2 separate regions of the Mus musculus genome follow, and region 2 is linked to region 1. Evidence: chromatin loops called from intact Hi-C (ENCODE). Cell type or tissue: heart. All regions are shown on one strand. Links, peaks and the distances in the headings refer to the core of each region. The heading gives the core; the rest is flanking DNA.

Region 1 (10,809 bases), core at 2,810-10,809:
CATCTTCTCAGTTGATGTTCCCTCTTCTCTGATGACCCTAGCTTGTATCAAGTTGACATAAAACTATCCAGCACACTGGTAGAGTAGATGTGTTTCTCTGGTCTGTTGTCAATGCCCTGTCTGACATTAGTAGATGTCCATTGCTATCTCCCTAGGAAAATACACATAGCAAAAGATTCAAATCTTATATCTGAATAGCCTCGGTTCAAATCTTGGCTCCAACATTTATCTCCTATGTGACTCTAGGAAAGTGGCTCCACTGCTGTGTGCTTCCGAAGCTCAATTTCTAAAACAAGCATTAAAAACTGTGCCTGGGAGGGGGTGGGGTGGGGGAGAAGGGTTGGGGGAGAGAGTTAGCAGTTGAGAGCATGGATGCTATTTCAGAGGACCCAGGTTTGATTCCTAGCACTCACATGGTAGCTCACCGCTGTCTAGGATTCCGGGTGAAGGGAATCTGACACCTTCTTCTGGCCTTTGAGGGCACCAAGCACTCATGATGCATAGACATACCTGCAGACAAAACATCCATAAACATAAAATACTTTTTTCAACTTTATAAAAGGCTGCTGACATTTTCTAAAATAATAAAACTCAAAATTAAAAAAAAAAACAAAAAACAATTCCCAGTGGATCCAGAGAGATGGCTCGGTGATTAAGTACAAATATTAGTCTTGCAGAAGACCTGAGTATCATTCCCAGAATACACATCTGGCAGCTCACAAGCACCTGTAACTGTCTATAACCCTCCATCTGCAGAGTCAATCCAGAGTCAAGCACTGTGGATCAGGGCTAAGCAGAAGGATCATTTGAATCCTCTATTTCAAAACCAGCCTGGGCAACATAGGGAGACTCTGTCTCAAAAATTAGTTAACTGCATCTGCATCCCAGATATTATGATGCATCGGAAGTGAAGTGACGTGAAATATCACTTGGAGTAGTCACTCTGTACACTTTAGCTGGTTTTCCTAGAATGCCAAGAAGTTAGAGTTGAATAACTCATAACTGTGTCCACAGACAAGTAGAGGTTTTCAAAGAGTAGAACCGAAAGATTTTTCTATTTTAGTTCTTGACTAGGGGGTCAAAAAACATCACATGTCGACTGGCTAGACAGCAACTGTCTTCTCCACCCTGAGCCACAATCTTCTTGGACAGGAAATAAAACATTCCCTTACCCACAACTGGCTGCCAGAGAATGAGCACATGACCTGGGATCTGCCAATCAAGTGCAACAAGAACATTGATTGCCTGCCCTTGAAAATGGAGAAGCAAGGCTGGGCTCAAAAGATGGCTCATCCAGAGTCTCAAGTGACCACAGAACCCGGACTTCTAATCTGCCTGACTCATTCCAAGGTGGTTTGAATGAGAATAGTCCCCATAGGCTTAGAGATTTGAATGCTTGGTCACCAGGGAGTGGCACTATTTGAAAGGATAGGAGGTGTGGCCTCTTTGGAGGAAGTGCGTGTCACAGAGGTTTCAGAAGCTCAAGTCGGGCCCAATGGTTCTCTTTTCTCTTCCTGCTGCCTGTGGGTCTAGATGCAGAACTCTGGTCTACCTCACCAGCACCACGTCTGCCTCCATGCTGCCATGGTGCCCACCATGATGAACAATGGACTAAACTTCTGAAATTGTAAGCAATTCCCCAATTAAATGTTTTCCTTTGTAAGAGTTGCCATGGTCATGGTGTCTCTTCATAGCAATAGAACACTAAGACCCACCCCCACCCTGGGTTCTAAGTATCAAACCCAGGGTTTTATTGTATACAAGGCAAGCATAAACTTGCCAACTTCAATTGCTCTACAGACCTAGACCCTCAAAGTCTTAATTACAAAATCAGTACAAGTGCTTTACAACCAGAAGAAATGTCCAAAATGTCTCCTGGAAGCATGAATAATCTCTTTGCTAGCCATCTCACATGACTTAGCTAGGTCCTTTCTGCACCTTGTTCGCCTAATAAAACGGACTGCCAAAGTCATCCTTCAAGGTGAGATGTCGTCTCTACACTCACCCTACTAAAGCTCTATAATTTCCCACAAAATAAATGCGATACTATTTTTTTCAAGCATTCGTTGCGTGGGCATGTTCTTAGATACCCACTGTGGTTTCAAACAAGCATCTTCTTTGGTGTGGTTAAACTCATTTTTCTGAACCAAGCCTTTAGAAACGAAGCATTAATTTTTTTCCATAAGGCTGATATACAAAGATACCTTGGAAAACAATGCTCGGAGTGTCTGAAACTGGAAACAACCTAAGTGTTCAGCAGTCTCCCTTATCTTCGTGTGGGGAGGAGGGACCGGGGATTTCAATGGTCAAAAGGTGCTTTATAAGAACCGCAACCCAAGCTCCAGGCAGAGCTGGGACTTTTAGGTTCCCTCCAACAATGAAACTTTAGCTGTCCTTCCTTTGGTGATGAAGCGGGAACTAAAAGCAAGAGGTGTCTCAAGGTTAAGTTAAACGAAGCACAGGCAGATTACTGTTTTACCCCTGAAACCAGTGAGCCTGAGACTGAGAAAACTCAAGTCAAGTTTTGCTTACACCTAGAAAGTCCTAAGCCTCAAGGTGCATCAAATTGCCTTGGACTCTCACTAAACGCATGTGGATTCAGGACATGTGGGGTGCTGTCTGAGAAGCTACAGCACTGAGTGACCAAGTGAAGTAAAAGTTGCTAGTCCATAAAATAGACTGAAAAAAGGGATGGAGATCAGGACCTATGAGACAGTTCCAAGGGACAAAGCACTTGCTGCGTAAGGCTGAAGACCCAAGTTCAATCCCTAGAGCCCACATGAAAGTGGAAGGTGGGCTTTGTCCTCTATCTTACACACACACACACACACACACACACACACACACACACACACACAAATACTTAAGTACCAAGAAATCCATAAGTCCTAAGCAAACCAGGACAGCTTGCCACCCAGTGATTGGATTATCCAAATCAGAGCCCAGGGACACAGAGGCCTGAAAAAACGACCGGGTGAAATTAGCTTGTTGAAAACATTGGCAAGCTGAAGAGTTTAAGCATCTACCCTCTCAGGCTTCTCCCGGGATTCTTGTCTGCAACCCTGGACCATATGACTCCTGAGACTCCGTTCAGATGAGGGCTTTCCTTAATGTCAGCAGCATCAGTAAGCAATGGGTGCTAATGATATGGAAATAAAGGATTTCTCAGAAACAGGGCCAAAAGCAAAGCACTTGAGGGAAAAGGAAAGAAAAGCACCCACGCCTTCCTCTAGACATACCGTGTTAGCCGACCTCCAAATGGCCCTCGAGGTCCCCAGTTACAGAATCACCTAAGGAGACAGCTCACCTGTGTCATCAGCAGAATGCTGTTGGCATAATAACGTGTGGTTTTCAGAGTTAGGTAGTAAAAGTCATTAAGGTCTCTCACTTGCTCCTGGTTTGGGATCGACTGTTCTGAGCAAGGACAGCTGCCACGCGTCACAGAAACTCAAGTCACCCTGTGGAGAGTCCAAGTGAGGAGCAAAGCCTTCGTCTCAGAAGACACACCCTTGTAGCTCTACTCAAGGCGTGGGTGACTTCATTCCTGGTCAGTGAGAACCAAGGGAACCACTCAGATGAACTCTTTCTTTAAAATATAAAGCTTTCTCTTTACTTACTTAATATGTATGGGTACCTGGTGCCCTCAGAAGGGCAGAAAGGTTGTTAGGTCTCCTGGAACTAGAGTCACAAACAGTTGTGGGCTGCCATGGGATTGCTGGGAATTGAACATGGGTCCTCTGGGTGAGCAGGCTGTGCTCTTAACAACAGCCATCCCTCCAGACCCTGAGATGAACCCTTGACAGAGCCCTCTAAGAACCCCACTGCCCCAAGAACTAAGATCCAAGAAGATTCAAACTAGCAGCTAATAAGGCCACAAACAACTTTCATCTTGCTTACACATTAAAAAAAAAAAAATAAAGAAAATTGACTCCAAAATCTAAAAAGCTGTTCCCAAGCAAATCAGAATGTCCAACACCTGACACTACTGAAAGCGCTTGAGATACAGAGGTCTTCACGCCTTCAGATGAAGAACAGATCAGGGCTGAGCAGCAACTACCTACATCAGATGGTACCTGTGTTCCCCATGTCTGCACATCAACCGCCTGGCTCTGGGTACATCATATCACTTGCTGGCCCTGCTAAGTTTGCACTCACGAATCGGATTTGCTTTCACTGGTGAAGCTTGGTGTAATCCCTGGACCACGAACATCAGCACCGCTCGGGGGCTAGCTATAGATGTTAATTCTTGAGTTAGTGCAGAAAACCTCGGGGGGAGCCAATCTGTATTTCAGCAAGTCATTGTCAGTCCTGCTATACACTCACATCTCACAAGCATCTTGCCTCTGTGTCTTAGTTACTTTTCTATTGTCACGAGGAGACAGCACGTCCAAGACAGCTTAGAGAAGAAAGCGTTTACTGGGGGCTTGCTTACCGTTTCAGAGGGTAAGTTCGGGAAGCGTGGCAGCAGGCGTGGAGCTGTAGCTGAGCGATTATGCACTGAGACAACAATCAGGAGACAGAGCAAAAGCCAACGGGAATGGGTTTTGAAACTTCAAAGCCCATCCCCAGTGACACATCTGTCAACAAGGCCACCCTTCTAATTCTTCCCAAACAGTTCCACCAACTGGGGACCAATCATTCAAATATATAATAAGTCTATGTGAGCTATTCTCATCCAAACCACCACACTCAGCTCCAAAATGTGTGAGGGTACAGCTCTACCACCAAGCAGGTTCCGCCACTAGCCTCACCCAAAATGCTAGCAAACTGTACCTTGTGTCAGGCTTTGTGTAAAATTCACTGCGGCTGCAAACCCCCAGCTTCTCACAGCGCTGTCCTGAAGCTCTCTGGGGCATGGAAGGAGCAAGAATCTGTGCAGTTCAGTTTGGAAGAGTCTCCTCGTCTGCCCTCTGACTGGCACAAATAACCAGTGTCCTGGGCTTTGTTCTTTGTTGTTGTTCTTGTCCAAGTTGAGCAAGTCCTTTAAGACCCTGGCTCATATTCTCTGCTGTAACTTTAGGATTCTGGGGAACCTGAATTCTCCCAGTTGTAGTCTCAGACCCTCAGGAGTACATATTCACAGGCCTTCCAGCCCGAAAAGTCAGCGACTGGTTGATATTAAATGGTCTTTCCACTTCAGAGTACCAAGTCCCCTCACCGAGTATGAAACAGGTCCCTGTTGCATTGGGTGGCACTGCTATACTTCATGAACTCAGGGGGCTGTCCTTACTGAATTTATTTTGTCACCTTATAAGCAGCATGCCTTATCTGCCTTTCCAATCCAAATGAATCTACTAGTAACTTCAAGTTAACAGTCTGGAAGCATCTACTATTACCAAGTAAACAGAGATTTCTAAGCCCTCAATGGACTAAGAGTTTGGCAGGGGAGGGAAATCTTACAATGTGGGGCATTTTTTTTGTACTGAAGTGATGTGGTTACAAATATTGCAACATGATAACTCTCACCCAGAAAACCCACCGCACAACCCAGAGCTAAGCCTCCACCCCTGTGTTCCCGGGGTTCTAACTGGAGTTGACTCTACTTCAAAGAAAGGAAAGCTTGTTTGGCCAAGGACCCATGGAGCATTGGTTTCAGGACTGTGACATGCTGTTAAACCACACCGTGTAAGCTTGCGGCCACTGAGATTTTTCCAAGGATGAAAGTTTCACTTTTCAAAGAAAAAACATGGCACCATGTAAGTCGAAGAAACACCAAGTAGTATTGCAGAGGCGCTCTCTCCTAAAGAGCACCTACTATGTGTGAGCATATCCTGGAGGAGAGCAAGAAAGTATCCGAGTTGACTAAATGTACATGATTAGCATGATGAAAAGCATCTCCTAACCTTGGGTAGCTTTTCAGGAGGTAGAGAGAAGGGAATGGTGGGGTGGACAGAGTCCCGTGTCAGTGCATGGAAGACAGGAGAAGAGAAAGATCTGAGGCATAGTGGACTGAATGGTCGCCATAAGACAGCTGAGAGATGTGGGGTGTTGAAGCAGACCCAGAAATCGCAGTTGAACGCTACAGCTCACAGGGTACCAGGTGCCTCTGTACCTCCATCTCACCTAGTCCTAAGGCGAGGACTGCGGAAAGAGCTAGAAGGAAGAGTGAGGAGGGGAACCTGTCTCCCAAGACTGTTATTAATGTGTATTTCAAAGGAAGGAAGGAAGGTGTCAGAGGAACTAACTAATTAATACAGGATGAACGGTCGGAGCTTTGCCACTGTTTAGCTGTGAAGGAGAATGGGAAAGCCATTTAACCCATCTTCACCACCCAGCTTGCGTTTGAATGCCCCTGCTGACCAGGAGCTTGCTCCCACCCCCGCCCCCAAGGTCACAGGTTTCATCACCAAAGAATTCTAGCTACTCCTTCACACACGGTATTGGTAACCTCTTCCTCTGGCTCACCTCCTAAGCAAATGCTCTGTTCAGAAGGACAGGTCTGAACCTGTTATTTACAACAGTTTTGACCTGTTGATTTTTAGGAGCCACCACTACCCCTCTAACATCCACAGCCCTCTCTCTCTTCTTAAGATTTCAGTTTATTTTGCCAGGTGTGACTGCCTTTAGGGCACTCCAGAGGCTGAGGCAGGCAGATCTCTGAGTTGGATGCCAGCTACACACACACACACACACACACACACACACACACACACAGAGAGAGAGAGAGAGAGAGAGAGAGAGAGAGAGAGAGACAAACAGACAGACAGACAGACAGAGAGACAGACAGAGAGACAGAGACAGACAGAGAGAGACAGACAGAGACAGACAGAGAGAGACAGAGAGAGAGAACACAGGTACCCTTGGAAGTCAGAAGATACTGTCAGATCTGCTGGAGCGGGAGCTACAGACAGTCGTGAGCTGCCCAGTGCGGGTGCTGGAAACCACACGTGGCTCCTCTGTAAGAGCGGAACGTGCTTTTAATGGCTTTGCTCTCTCTCCAGCTCCAACAGTGCTTTTTCTCAAGGGATGGTTCCAGAACTGAGTTCAGGCCATCTAAACACTAATTAGGCTGCCTATGTTTTCTTGGAAAACTGGGGTAACATAGCATAGATTAAAATATGGACAATGTGGGAAATCCAGAGTGCACAGCTGACTACCTCTGGAACTGTGTAATGGTCTAGGTAAACCTGGAGTATGTGATCCCTTCTTGGGGGAGGGGCAGGCCTTTTGTGGAGTACTAGCTAAGTTATTGGGTTGTCTTCAGCTTCTCACTATCTAGAGGTCAAAGCAGCCTTGAACCGGAATGTGTCAACTTTAGATTTCATGGTCACTGGTGGAAAAACTTTCACGGTCACAGGTACCCTGGGCTTGGCATAGAAGGGAGAAGCCCGCCCCCTTGTGGACATCTTGGGGTTTGCAAGGTGCAAAAGCCCTGAAACCACCACAAGGGATAGGAAAGATGGAGCCAACTCTGCAATCTCCCATAGCTCCAATTCACCTGTTGCTTATGAAGGAATTGTACTGTGGCAGGGACAGAAGAGGTGACAGGATGCAGGAAAGATAAATTTAGGAGATAGTGACCCCTCAGCTATAGAACCTTGGAAAGATAATAGGTAAGTGTTAGAAAAGGGGTGGAGGTGGGCAGAAGAGGCATCAGGAAGTCTTTTCTGATTCCAAAACTCCTGGTGTGTCTCCTCTAGGTCTCCAGCCTGCTAAGACTACAGTCTTTCGGAATGTGGAAGAAGCCCTTCCCTTCACATCCCTGTCCTGATAATGATCTGTGTGGTGGGCGACACCACACCTCTGACTGAAGACAAAGGCACAGGAATTGACAAGGCCAAACACCACAGGAAGGAGGCAGCGGACTCCAGCCCAGTGTGGCGAGCCCACCTACCGACACAGTGATTGTAGGCTCCCATCACCATAGGGAGCTCTGGGAGTCCCGAGGGCTTGTTTCCTACAGCCATGGCCCTCTTTCCACAGCTTTAGCCAAGGCTACCTCATTTCTCCATCGCATGGGTACTGACCCACAGGTACTGGTACCATAAACAAACCTGTCCCAGGTACGTGTGACCCAGGCTCACTTATGTCCGTTCAGTCAGTCTCATACCACGCACCTCACTGCCTTCACTCAACACCCTCTGCATTATCAGAGAGCGCACTGGGGATGTATCTTTGAGGTGGATCCTGGATGATATAACTGAGCTAAAGGTTGAGAAGAAAACCATGAGCTCTCCAGAGGGGAAGAAAACTTCAGGTGGCTTTTAAGAAGTTGAGTTATATGTTAAAATGGCTCGAGTTTCCTACAGAACTCGGCTCATGGAGATTCACAGTCCTCCTGTAACCAAAGACACTGCTGTTAAAAGCCAATCACCCTTCAATAAAGTGCATAGTGTCGAAACCTCCCTAAAATGACCTTGTATAAGTTTTTCTGTGATTGTTGATGTCCCACCCCACCCCCCACCCCAGGCTGGCTCAATCTATCTGCAAAGATCTCGGGCAGACATTCTGCAGAGGAAGGGCTCCATTTTCACAGTATAGAGTCCGGAAGCTTTGGCCACTTGTCTCCTTTCTTTATGTTGTAGCATTGCATTGTGGGTTACTCAATAAGCTCTCGAAATAGCAGAAGTATCCAACAACAAGAACAACTCATGTTCTACCCAAACGCTAAAGTCAGGTAGATTGCGCAAGTCTAACTATGGACCGAAAGCTGTTCAAACACCTATTTCAGACCACCCGGTTCCCGTGACATTGCCAAATTCTCAAATTGTAATGAAAATTTTAAAGTCCAAAACCTACAAGCCGTCCAGAGGTTCCAGCGAGCAGGTTGTGCCATTTCAAAACGGGGGAATGTGCTTGCATAAGCCAGTCACCGTGGCTAACCTCTCTGGAGTGAGTTCGGCCTTCCGTTCAGAACGTGGTCATGCCAGGGTCAGAACTGTGACAAAACCGCGCTCTCGCGGAGGTTAGCCAAGGTTCACAGGGTCACGACTGGGCCATTTTATCAGTCATGTCAGACTCAACCCTATTGCCAGAGATAGATAAAAACTTTATCTGTCAGCCCGCTAAATCTGCCCCTGCTGCCTCATCTTGAATAAAGAAAGCCTGGGCTCTGCTTATCTAAACCAGCCTTTCCCAGCAAGGATCCCTGAAGCACCTTCTAAGGAAAGGTGACACACCAGTGGTTTTCTTCTCTGTTTCATTTTGGGTAAGAACTGTCCATAACCAGAGGGGCTGGCTCTGTCTTATCTAAAATATCAACTTCAAAGAGGAGTTCTGCCTCCTCCATATGACAGGGATTCATTATGCTGATTTAAAATGTTAGCTATGCTGACCCCGTTGCTCTGGGATGATGCTTCCCGACTCACCAGCAGCAGTGTTGCCTTCCCAAAGTTGCCTTCTCTCTAGAGTAAAACCAACGACCACCACCAAATAACTGCAGCATCCCAGGTTTACCTCCCAAAAGCACCAAAGAAAAAGAATCTAGAATTAACGTTGGGCTGAAAGGGAGAGGCAGCGCCTTAATGACAAAGGGCTTGCCCTAGAGGTGTGAAGCCTTCGATCCAATCCCCAGCACCATAAAAATGTAAATAAATAAATAAATAAATAATGTAATATAACTAGCCTCCATACAATTTCAAAATATGAAGTCTCAATGACCTTAGAAAAAGTTACAAAGATACCTTTGGATCAGCATACACATAATAATATATATTTTCTGACATGGGGGAGAGACCTATGGTTTCACTCTAAATCATTTTAAATACACAAAGTACAAACACTGAGCCAGTCAGATTCCCTAACAGGACTTTTTGTTGTAGTGTTTGTTTAAGACAGGATTTCTGTAGCCCAGGCTAGCCTTGAATGCCTGCTCTTCTTGCCTCCACCTTCCAAGTCCTAGTATTACAGCAATGTACCACCATGGGCAGCTTGCCAACAAGAATCTTAAAAAGCAAGAGAAGCACTTTTTAATTTTACTTTATTGGGAAATCATACAAATTCATTATTTTAATATTTAAGACCACGGGACTGTAGTAGAGACACATAAATATCATACTATACATTTAGAAATTAAATAAAGTCAACATGACACTATTTTAAAAAAAACAATATACACTTCAAATAAGTCCAAGAATTGAAATAGCTATCAGATATCTCCCTGGAAGTGGGTAAATCTTGCAGGGAGATTGTCCACAGGGTACACAGTGGGGCTTGTCTTCATTGTAGGAGGTCCATTTAGAAGCTGCCAATCACAGTGCCTAGCCAGCTCCACTGTAAATATCTTAAGAAGAATTTTTGCAAACTCTTTGCCTACACAGCTCCGAAGGCCTCCTCCAAATGGAATGAAGCTGAACCGGGAAGCATCCTCTGGATGAGGCACTATAAAGCGGTCGGGATTAAATTCCTCCTTGTTAGTGAAGATATCTGCCACATCGTGGGTGTCACAGATACTGTAAATAACATTCCAGCCCTTGGGGATCTGGTATCCCTGTTTAAAAAAAAAAAAAAATCCTAAGAATTGACAATCCCGGCCCTGAGCTTGCAACAACAAAAAGTCATTACTAGCATGGATGGCATTAAGAGAGGAGAGCAAATTGGTTCCCAGTACCATAGGAGGCAGGACACTGTCAAGGGCAGTGAGCCACTGCTCTGGGCAGCTGATGCTCAACAGCATAGCAGAGTGGACGTGGACGAGGGCTGGGGGTGGGGGACAGGAGGTGCACTCACATTCAGCTCAAAAGTCTTCAGAGCAACCCGAAACCCTCCTGGAACCGGAGGATTCAATCGCAGGGTCTCCTTAATGACACACCCAGTGTATTTAAGCTGTTCCAAAGTTTCCATGTCTAACTTGTTGTCTTGATTGCTCTT
Region 2 (10,809 bases), core at 1,214-9,213, 130 kb before region 1:
CCCAGACCACACTCCTGATCAAACAGCCAGTGTCTGCGACATGAAAGTACCTTTCCAACCTCAAGCCCCAAGCTGAGGCTTGACTATTTAACCCACTCAGAAGCGCTAAGTATTGCTTTACACAGCTGCCTTAATTGTAGTCAGAAGATATTTGTCTTTGTGTGGCTAGAGTGAGCCAGGACCATTTCTTCGTCTAGGTGTGTGTGTGTGTGTGTGTGTGTGTGTGTGTGTGTGTGTGTGTGTCTGTGTCTGTGTCTGTGTCTGTGTGCCTGTGTATATGTCTCTATGTATGTCTCTGGGTGTGTCTGTGTATGTGTGTGTATGACTGTGTGTGTGTCTCTATGTGTCTGTGTGTATGGTATACATGCTTCAAGCATGTGTGCGTGCATGTTCACACGTGTGTGGTTGCACATATGTGCACATGCATGTGGAGGAACAACATTGATGTTGGGTATCTTCCTCAGACTCTCTTCTTGCTTCTTATGTGTGTCTTTATCTTATTTCGTAGTTTTCATTTAAATTATGATTTATTATTCATTTGTTACTATTTTATATAATACTACTTTTTTAATTAAAATTTTTTCTTTACAATTAAGAATTCCATACATGGATACAATGAAATATGGTCATAGCTATTCCCTAGTTCCCCTTTCTATTTTTTAAGTTACATCCAGCAAAAGGCAGCTCCTGCAAGGTCCTATGTCCTGTGGTTTCCATACTCCATTACCAAGTTCAGTGGACCTGGACATTTCTTTCAGAATGTGACTTCTGGGACCTACTTCAGAATGACTGAAAGAGAGACGTGGGGTGTAGAATGCAGCAGTGTGTGGATGCCTTAAGACCACTGTAAGTGATTCTAAGAACAGCTGGGATAAAGACACGTTGCCATTGCTGTCATCTTGAAATTATGGGAGCATTCCTAGAGGATAGTTTCAGCACTCTGCACTTGTGAAGTGGCACCTGGGAATGTGCCAGGAGTCCCTGTGCTGGGGCAGAAGGAGGCACACTCACCAGGGATGGATTCTTCCAAACCTGGGTTGAAGGGAGTCAGTCTGAGAAGCTCCAGCCTGGGGGCTCACTCATGGGAAGACTTGGATCTTTCATCTGTTCCCAGATAGATCCCTGTGGTGCTGCCTACCCTTGCCAGCCTTGTACCAAGGTAAACTGTCATGCGCAGAACAAGCCACTATATAGTCTTTGTAGCCCTAATCACACTTTCCCAGAACCTCGTCATTCTACACCTCTCCCCCAATCCTACCATCATGCTGGCAACTGAATCCAGGTCCTTGTACATTTCAGTCTAGTGCTCTAACATAAGCCTCATTGCTAACTCACTTTTGATTTGAAAAGTCATGAAGTCTGTTGGTTGCTCTCCACAAACTGATGCCAAGGCCTTATTGCCAAAGACAACATTTATATGTCTCATCAAACAAAGAGAAGCTGAACTAGTGCCTAACTAGAGGCTTTGTTCCTTCTGATGAGCATCTGTGGTACTGCACGATACCAAAGAAGGGTAGTCATCAGCTCAGCTACAAACTCTGTGGCCTGCCTGTGAAAATGCTGGTGGTGCCATAGAGGCAAAGGCATTGTCAGTGTAACCAACCACTCTCTGGTTGCAGTTAAGGCCCACTCCATGAGGTGGAACACATTCCCAATGCTGCTCCAGTGGCCAAGAATCAGAGGCTAGATGGGTTATGGACCTAGGGGAAAATTAGATACTGTTGCTCTACTAAAGAAATGTAGCGGTAAAATGACTCCTAATGACATTCTGCTATACCCATACATCAGTGCCTCTCTCAGCCTTCATCAGAGAGCCTTCTCTTTACAGTACCTGGGAGCTGACACCGGATCCCACAACTGGACATTGGACAGGGTCTTTGGATTAACCAGTCCTAAATGAATGTCTTCATCAAACCCCTTCTTTCAAAGATCAAGGATCTATACAGAAGGGGAGGAGGCAGAAAGATTTTAGAAGCCAGAGGAGATGGAGGACTCCAAGAAATCAGTATCTTCCAAACACAAGACTGATGCACATATGAACTCACAGGGACTGTGACAGCACACACACACAGGGCTGACACAGCTTCAAGCCACACTAGGTCCCAGCAATGAGAGGGGAAAATGGAAATGGGCTTCCAACACTGACCAAGAAGCTACCTGAAGCCTACTTGCAAAGGAAAAATTAGTTTTTACTCATGGCGTCTCACTGGATATGTTAACCACATCTCAAAGTAGGCCCCGTGCCCAAGAGTAGATGACCAACACAAGGTGAACTCAATAGTATTTCTGTAGACCTTTTGTCTCTCTCTCTCTCTTCTCAGACTTGTCTCTTCTTTCATAGACTTTTTGCTTGGTTTAGCTTTTTTTTTTTTTGTCTTTTTGGTCTTTTGCTTTATATACTTTGGGTCTGGAGTTTTTGTGTGAGCCTTTCTTAGTTTTATTTGTTTATTTTAGAGAGAGAGAGAGAGAGAGAGAGAGAGAGAGAGAGAGAGAGAGAGAGAGAGAGAAGGAAAGTGCAGGACATTAGGTGGGAGGAAGTTGGGGAGGAGCTGGAGGCTGTGAAAACTCTGTTCAGAATATATTGCATAAAAGAAATAATAATGTCATGGAGCCTACAGAAAAGTTGTGCATAGGGAAAGTGCAACCCACACTGTATTCTCGTCACCTAGAAATCTTGGTTACCATTTTAGCATATTTGTTCTGAGATTTTTACTTTCTATTCTCTTTCAATAAATGATTCTTCACCCCTAAGCCATTGCAAAATAAGAAGCCAACCACAGCACTCTCCTAACGACTTAGGCATTTCTTTCCAAAAGACAAGAACGTTTTGCTTCTAAGTATAACCAGCACACTTAAGAAAAAAAATTACTTCTTTTGAAACAGGGTCTTACTTTATAGCCTTGCCTGGCCTGGAACTCATTATATAGATCAAGCTGGCCACAAACTCATAGATATCTGCCTGCCTCTGCCTCCCTAGTGCCTGGGTAAAAGGTGTATGCTACCACACAGGACTAAGAAATGTCATATCAGACCAGAGATGCAGGATGCTCAACAGTCAAACACTGCTTGCACAGGCTTCCATCATCCCTGCCAAAAAGGAAACTTAATAGCATATACCGCTATTCTATGATATGGGTTCCTTTCCAAATCTGTATTGTCTCCACAATGTTCTCTGTCTCTGTCTCTCTGTCTCTGTCTCTGTGTGTGTGTGTGTGCGCGCGCGCGCGCGCGTGTGTATACAAATGTATGTAGATATAAAACACCCAAGTAGACCAGGTGTTGTGGTTCACGCCTTTATTCCCAGCACTCAGAAGGCAGAGGCCAGTGGATCATGAGGTCATGGCTAGCCTGATCTATGTAATGTCTCAAAAACAAATAAATAACAAAACTTGGAAACACACATCACATTTAACTATTATAAAAGCCTTTCTTCCCCTCTTCTTTATTGTGATTTTTTTAAAAGCCACACAGACAAACTATTTTGTAAAATATGCTTCAATTTTGCGCTTGTCTGATTGCTTCTTTGTGACGAGGTTCAAGGAGAACGCTTTGGCAAAGACATGAGAGGGTAGCCTTGTGTCTTTCACAACGCCTTTCCGTCAGGAGGCATAATGTGGTCAGTTTGTCTCATTGTAGGCGACATGTGAGTTTGATCATTTGACACAACATTATTTTTCCATTTTAATATGGACTTCAGCAGGATGCTATTTTGAGGCCACGTAACTACCCTGTTCCCTAGTGGTTTTAGCCAGCGCCTTCACCCCTACAGCTTTACTGTCGAAATGGTTGGAAAATAACTCTTTTCTAATGGCAGTATTTTTTTCAACTACTTGATGGTGCTCTTCCGTTGAGAAGGGATTTCACATCTCGCTTCGTATCTGATTATTGTTATTTGGGGATCTTATTAAACTTTTAAAATATTCTGCCCCCCCCCATATCATTATTTCTCTCAGTATTCTTCCTTCATCCTTTTTTGGAAACAGGGTCTCATATATCCCTGTCTGGCCTGAAACTCTCAATCCCGGTGCCTGAATGCTGAGATTACAGTTATGCCCCGCTGCATAGAGTGCTGGAGATAGAACGTGGGGCTTCAGGCTCACTAGGCAAGCAGTCTAGCACCTGAGCCTCTCTCGGAGCCTTCGCCATTCTTTGTGCTTTCAGGGTTAACCAGTGTGAGTGGTTCAAGGTGGCTCCTTGTGAGTGGTTCAAGTGGTTCAAGGTGGCTCCTTGTGAGAGATGTCTTTTGACATCTTATCAGGTTTGAGTGCTGTTTACTTTGAATACAGCAACATTGCAGCCTCGCCTTGTGTTTTCCCTTTCCCAGCCCCAGACTTAGTCATCACTTTTCCAGAGGCTTCTGGTTCTGCGCAGGGCTTATCATCACTTGCCCGTCATTGGCTTTGATGTGAGCAGAACTGGGAAATACAAGTCTATTTTTAGAGGTTGCATTTCCACTCATATTGCTAATTCCCATCAGATGTCCCAGTTCTCCTCTCTTCCCATTCCATTCCCACACCTTCTCCCACAATAAAACCCAAGGTTCTCCAGGCACCAATCTGTGTACTCATTGGGTATGGTATGCACAAAATCATTTGGGAAGAACTTCACCACAATCACCTTCTACCACAAGACCTAAAGAAAGCAAAGGTTCCTGCAGTTTGGTAGCACTTCTCCCACAGGGTGGGCAGTTAGTGACTGTCTTCGGGGTCTTCTTGGATTGGTTCTTTCTTCTCTGCATTCACACAATATAACTTTGATCTACTGTTGAGTTTGAATATTTATATTATTGAGGACAAGTTCAAGGTCATAGGTTGTCTCTCTCAGAACCTGGAGGATAAAAACATGTGTGGTTAACTCAATGTGAACCCATGCGTTTGGTCACTGATGGAGCTGTGGAGCCCACTGGGGAGATGAACCAGGCCTTCTCCTCTGTCACATGATAATGGAAAATGAACACACATAGCACAGTCCTGCAGAGCCTAAGCCAAGCAAAGTGTCCAGCTCTGACCTTCAGAGGTCAAAGTTTGTCTTGTTATTTTAGAGCTTCCAACAGAGAAGAAAAGGGGGCCAAGAGAGGGACTGACATGAAGGAGAGAAAGGAAAGGCAGCTGGAGACAATAGCATCTGGCATACAGGCTTGTGATGCCCTGTGAGGCCCATACTGCCTCAGCCCGGTCTAGCCTCTCTCTCAGTTCCCTTTGCAAAGCAGGCAAGTTGGAATGGGAGAGGAAACCCTGCTGTCTAGGCGTGTTAAACAGCTGGGAGCCGCTTAGAGACTTCAGGTGCTCTACCATACCCAACACTGACCAGGTCTCTCTTCCAACCAGCCCTGGCCAGAGAGATCTCAGCAGCCCCTCCCTTGTGGGCACGGGGTGGATTCCCTGTTACCTAGGTGCCACAGGGTGGTGCTGGCGTCCTTGTGTCAGCAGGATAAGAGTGAAGAAGGTAAGATTCTCCTGAATGAGAGGCAGCTCTAGTAAGGAGCCTTCACTGTCACGACCCTGACTTGGGCAGGAGCTAAGAGCCAAGTCTCCTCACTCTGGGATCTGGTTTTTTGTTTTTGTTTTTTTGCTGCCAGGGCATAAAACAAAGCTAGAACATCCCAAAGGTGAGTTGGTTAGGAGAAAGCCTGGGTGAGGATGAAGAGATGGATCCAGATGCACGAGTCTCATCTTGGTACCACCTTCCCACCAACAGCTTGCCAATGGAAGCCTGTCTGCCCTCTGCATGAGCTGAGGGACTGACTGCTGGCCTGTGGGACAGCTCTTCCCTCTGCCTCCTACACCCACACCTCGCTCTACTTTTCTGAAACAATTAACTCGTATTTCCCTAAAGCAGAATTTCCAGTGCAATTTAAAATGTGATGTCTCTAAATTTGGAGCTGATGGGTAATTAAATTAAAACTAATAATAATTTAAAAAAAGACACGAAGTTGGGGTGGGTAAGGGAGCAGAGGTGGAGGAGTTCAGGGGGTTAATATGATTAAAGTATTTTTATATGGGATTTCCTAGAGATTAATAAAATACGTATTCATAAATAAATTTTTAAAATTAAAAAGAAATGGTAAGGTATGACCCCTCCAAGAGAAATGTTAAATCTCCATAGCAAATCTTCAGGTGTAGCCATTAGCACAACAATAGATTCAGGCAGCCTTCCCCTGACTTTATATTCAAGACCGGGGACTTCGGGACCTTGGTACTGAAGACCTTGGCACAGAAGCCTGGCTCAGAATGGAGAAGCAAGAGTTTAGAGACGCTGAAGGGTTCTCCTCTCCTAATTAATTTGCTCTTTTGAGCTATCATAGAACGTTTGAGCCTGAGTAAAATCAGATACACCATAATATTTCTTTCAATAACAACCTGGCCAAAAAAAAAAACCCAAAAAACTCTCAAAATTCAAATCACCTCAGACAACAACAGTGTCAAAATGGAACATGGCCAGGGTCCAGGCAAAGTTAACAGTAACACATCTCTTCCTCCACTCACGTTTTGCTCTGTCTTTCATTATCGACAAGATCCTCTTAAGGAAACATGAAAGAAGATGGCTGAACAGAAGCATGGAAGCTGAAGACTCAGGCCAGAATGGAACAATCGCTAGCGTCTATTTCAGTGTTTCTCAACCTGTGGGTCTCGATCCCTCTAGGCTCAACACCCAAGGGTCTTGGCAAACAGATATTTATTATATGTAAGTACACTGTAGCTGTCTTCAGACACCCCAGAAGAGGGCATCAGATCTCATTACAGATGGTTGTGAGCCATCATGTGGTTTCTGGGATTTGAACTCATGACCTTCAGAAGAGCAGTCGGCACTCTTAACTGCTGAGCCATCTCTCCAGCCCAAACAGATATTTATATTACAATTCATAACAGTGGCAAAATTACAGTCATGAAGTAGCAACAAAAATGACTCTATGGCCGGGGGATCACTACAACATGAAGAGTTGTATTAAAAATTCGCAGCACTAGGAAAGTTGAGAACCACTGTTAGGTTGCTTTGGTTATCTTAACGGTGACCAAGAGTCCTAGAGAGCCACAGGTGCTAGAAAGTATGAAAGGAAGAGTGTCTTTAGAAGTGCTATCTTTTGGAATATGTCAAACTGAGAGACTAAGCAGACAGGTTTACTAATGGGGAAACCAGCCCTGAGGGGGAAAAAAATATCTGTATTAAAGGATGTAGGGAGAGTCACTCAAAAGTTCAAAGAAATCCAAGCAAAGGAAAGAAAAAAGAAAAACCCAACAATAATTAGTTCCAGGAAACTGAAAATTAATACACGAAAATAAATATCATGATAGTGCACCATTTGGCTCAACATGAGACAAAAATTAACTGTGTTTTGATATTTTAATACTATAAACTTGTTAGCGTAAACTTAACTGCGTTCAATTAGTATTTTGATAGAAAGTTACTTTGAAAGCTTTTAGCGACTTTAGAACTTCTCCAATATGTTAAAGTAGTTGGGGTCTGAGTTCAGAGCGACTTTTGGCAGAGTTGTATCGTGATCTCCTGTGATTCGTTCTCCAACCGCCTTCCTTCAAAGGCTTCCAATTCAGAGTAGGCAGTAGAAACACCCAAGTCATCACATCTTCGGGTTCAAGTACATCAGGAGTATTGGCAGGCTGTGTTGTCACCTCTCAAGGCAACCTAGAATAGTGGACAGGGTTTTAGTCCAGGCCATGCCATCATCGAGTTGAGGGCCTGCAGATCTTTTCAGCTGAGGTGGCCGTCCAACCCCTTTCAGTTTAAGATAACTTTAAGATGACTTGCCATCCTGAATTGGAAGGATCAGGGCCCTTAGGGCCTGAGCAGTGACCAAAGGACATTTCCTAGGGGATCATCCCTAGACAGACTGTGCATGTCTATGACTACCACTATTACTTTATTTCATGGGCATTGCTGTTTCGCCTACATGATGTGTGAAGGTGTCAGACGCCCTGGAACGGGGAGTTCCAGACAGGTGTGAGCTGCCATGGGGATGCTAGGAATTGAGCCTGGGTCCTAATCTTGTGACTCTTTATGCCTCATGTTGTGATGATCCCCAACTATAAAATTATTTTTGTTGCTACCTCATTAACTGTAACTTTGCTACTGTTATAATCATAGTGCAAATATCTGTTTTCCAGTGGCAACCTGATCTCATTTGGGGGGGGGGAACCTTTGAGAAAAGATCATCCCCTCCCAAGGGGTCGCGACCCACACGTTGAGAACCCCTGTTCTAACTGCCCTCAGTGGTGGAGACAGTCTTCAGGTAAGAAAAACACTGCTTTGAAGGTGGAGCAGATCACCACAGGCTCTGAAGCAGTGCTGGGTTACAGCTACCAGGGAGTCTACCTGATTCATCTGTGAGTGGCAGAGCCACGGCGCCCAAGATGCAGGATATCCTGGGCGGGGTCGTTCACGGTCCTCTGGCTGGGGAAATATCTGTCTTTTGTGGGCAAGGAATTACCAGCATTTGGAAGAACAGATTTCCTTCCCAGAAAACTAAAGTTTAATATGGACTGGGAGAAGTTCCCTGGTTACTCACCTGCCCAAACCTCTCTCCTCCACCATGCTGGGCATGTGGCAACCCCTACCTGCTACCCACCCCCAGCCCACTGCCAAACTCTGTTCCTTCCCTCTTCAAGATCTGGAATCTCCAATAATTCCAAAGTGGTATACAGGAGAAGAGAAGGAGGGGGAGAAGGAATTATCTAGGCATTGCAAATGTTCATAACTGTTTAGAGTGCTCCCTGCGGACCACTGCAGTCAGGCCAGGGAGTAAGACTGTTAAGATTGAGTTTGGGGGTAGAGTTGTCTCCGCTGTTAAGCACACTGGCTGCCCTTCTAAAGGTCCTAAGTTCAATTCCCAGCAACCATGTGGTGGCTCACAACCATCTGTAATGGGATCCGATGTCCTCTTCTGGTGTGTCTGAAGACAGCAACAGTGTACTAATATACATAAAATTAAAAAAAATAAATCTTAAAAAAATACAGAGTTTGAGCAGAGAAGGTTGGTAGAGCCAGGGCAACCAACAGTTTCCAGAGCCAGAGTCCAAATGGAGATGCAGTCTGTAGGGTACACAGAAGGTGCCAAATAAGCACTTGCCTCCTTCTTTCCTTTTGTGAAGTGTTTTCACACTCAGGGTTCGTTTCACCCAGATATCAGCTCTGCACAGTGACTGAGAAGATGTCCTATCTGAAAACCCAAGAGCTCTAGAAACACAGAATGTTCCAGAATTAGCTATAGAGTTAGGAGGGCTAGCGATCTTTCAGTGTCTTCCATGGTACTCTGTCTCAAGAACAAGTACTATGCACCCACAAATAGCTGTCTGTAGTGCACGTGGGACCATGTTACCAGATAGACGTAAGAACTGGCAAGGTCGAGGGAGCTCAGACCCCAGCAATCTCAGAGATTCCTGCCCTAGAACACGTCCATTTACTAATTGCATCAATATAGTGTATGACTGAATCATACTTCCCTAGATTAATATACTCAAGTTCTAACCCTCACAATACCTCAGAATGCTTCTGTACATTGAGATAGGACTTATAAAGGTGCCATTAAGGTAAAATGAAATTATAGATATGAATCTTAACCGACAGAACAAGTGCCTTTAAACATTTTAAAAATTATATTTATTTATCATATTCTATATTTGAATGTTTTGCTTGAATGACTGTAATATAACATGCATGCTTGGTGCACTTGGAGGCTAGAAAAGGGCATTGCATCTCCTGTGTGATGGTTTGTACCTGCTTGGCCCAGGGAGTGGCACTGTTGGGAGGTGTGGCCTTGTTGTAGTAGGTGTGTGACTGTAAATGTAGGCTTAAGACCCTCATCCTAGCTGCCTGGAAGTCAGTCTTCCACTAGCAGCCTTCAGATAAAGATGTAGAACTCTCAGCTCTGCCTGTAGCATGTCTGTCTAGATGCTGCCATGCTCCCACCTTGATGATAATGGACTGAACCTCTCTGAATGTGTAAGCCAGACCCAATTAAATGTTGTCCTTTATAAGACTTGCCTTGGTCATGGTGTCTGTTCACAGCAGTAAATCCCTAACTAAGTAAGACACTCTGGACCTGGAGCTACCCATGTCCTCTGCAAGAGCAGCAAGTGCTCTGACTGTGAGACATCTCTCCAGCCCCTGATGTCTGTATAAGAAGAGGGATTTAGGCACCTAAAGAGTTAGGCATACAAACTGAAGGTCAAGGCATCAGGTTCCCACAGGGAAAGATAGAACTCCCCTTGCTGTTCAGAGCTTTGTGTGAGCTCTCTGCAGCTGAGCTGGTTAAGGCTGAGGGTTGGGATGACCAGGGGAGCAGTGCAGACAGCCTGGGGTGGAGGTGAGGGGTGCATAGCCAGAATTCAGCGGGCCATGTGACAGTTATCACCTGGTTTTAAAACAGGTGCCCTTCCAATTCATTCCCAGGGAGGCAGCGGATTATGGACTACACCACACCCAGAAGCCCAAGAGAACAGAAATGATCCTATGGTGGGGCTAGTGAGATGGTGCAGCCTGGAGACATCTGATGATCTGAGTTTGATCCCCAGAGCGCACACAAAGGTAGAAGGAGAGGACCAAGCCCATTAGGTTTTTCTCTGGCTGCCCACATGTGCTGGGGTAAGCATGTGCCTCTTCTAAACACAATGATGCACACATACAATAAGAATAAAGTTGAAAAGAAGTGATCCTATGGCCACTGGCTCAAAGGGAGAGCAAGGAACCCCCCCCCCACTCCACCCCACCCCTGCCATGTCCTGTGGTAGATCTCTAGGTATAGGCCCTAAAGGTAGGGTTTGGTACTCATGTGAGTATCCAGGCAGCCAGGGTGTT

The links. Peaks named below come from ENCODE experiments on the same cell type or tissue, not always from the same donor. Only the 100,000 strongest peaks of a DNase experiment are listed, where the experiment ranks them.
Region 2: it touches region 1 in a loop (2.6-fold over the local background); 6 of 42 quality-filtered maps call a loop at or near these places.

Annotation. Positions count from the first base shown.
Region 1 is chr19:37,700,630-37,711,438 of GRCm38, reverse strand. Cyp26a1 (cytochrome P450, family 26, subfamily a, polypeptide 1) reads right to left here. Exons shown (of 7, transcript NM_007811.2): 6 at 10,669-10,809; 7 at 9,903-10,429. The coding sequence ends at 10,088. Among named protein-coding and RNA genes, the nearest start is that of Cyp26a1, 8.2 kb to the right of the region's middle. In heart, for the core only: a CTCF peak has its summit at 7,339 (motif pointing left); a DNase peak (open chromatin) is centred at 7,298; H3K27me3 peaks cover 4,435 bases.
Region 2 is chr19:37,831,689-37,842,497 of GRCm38, reverse strand. No RefSeq gene overlaps it. Among named protein-coding and RNA genes, the nearest start is that of Cyp26a1, 140 kb to the right of the region's middle. In heart, for the core only: a CTCF peak has its summit at 5,405; no DNase peak of the experiment used is centred there; H3K27ac peaks cover 932 bases.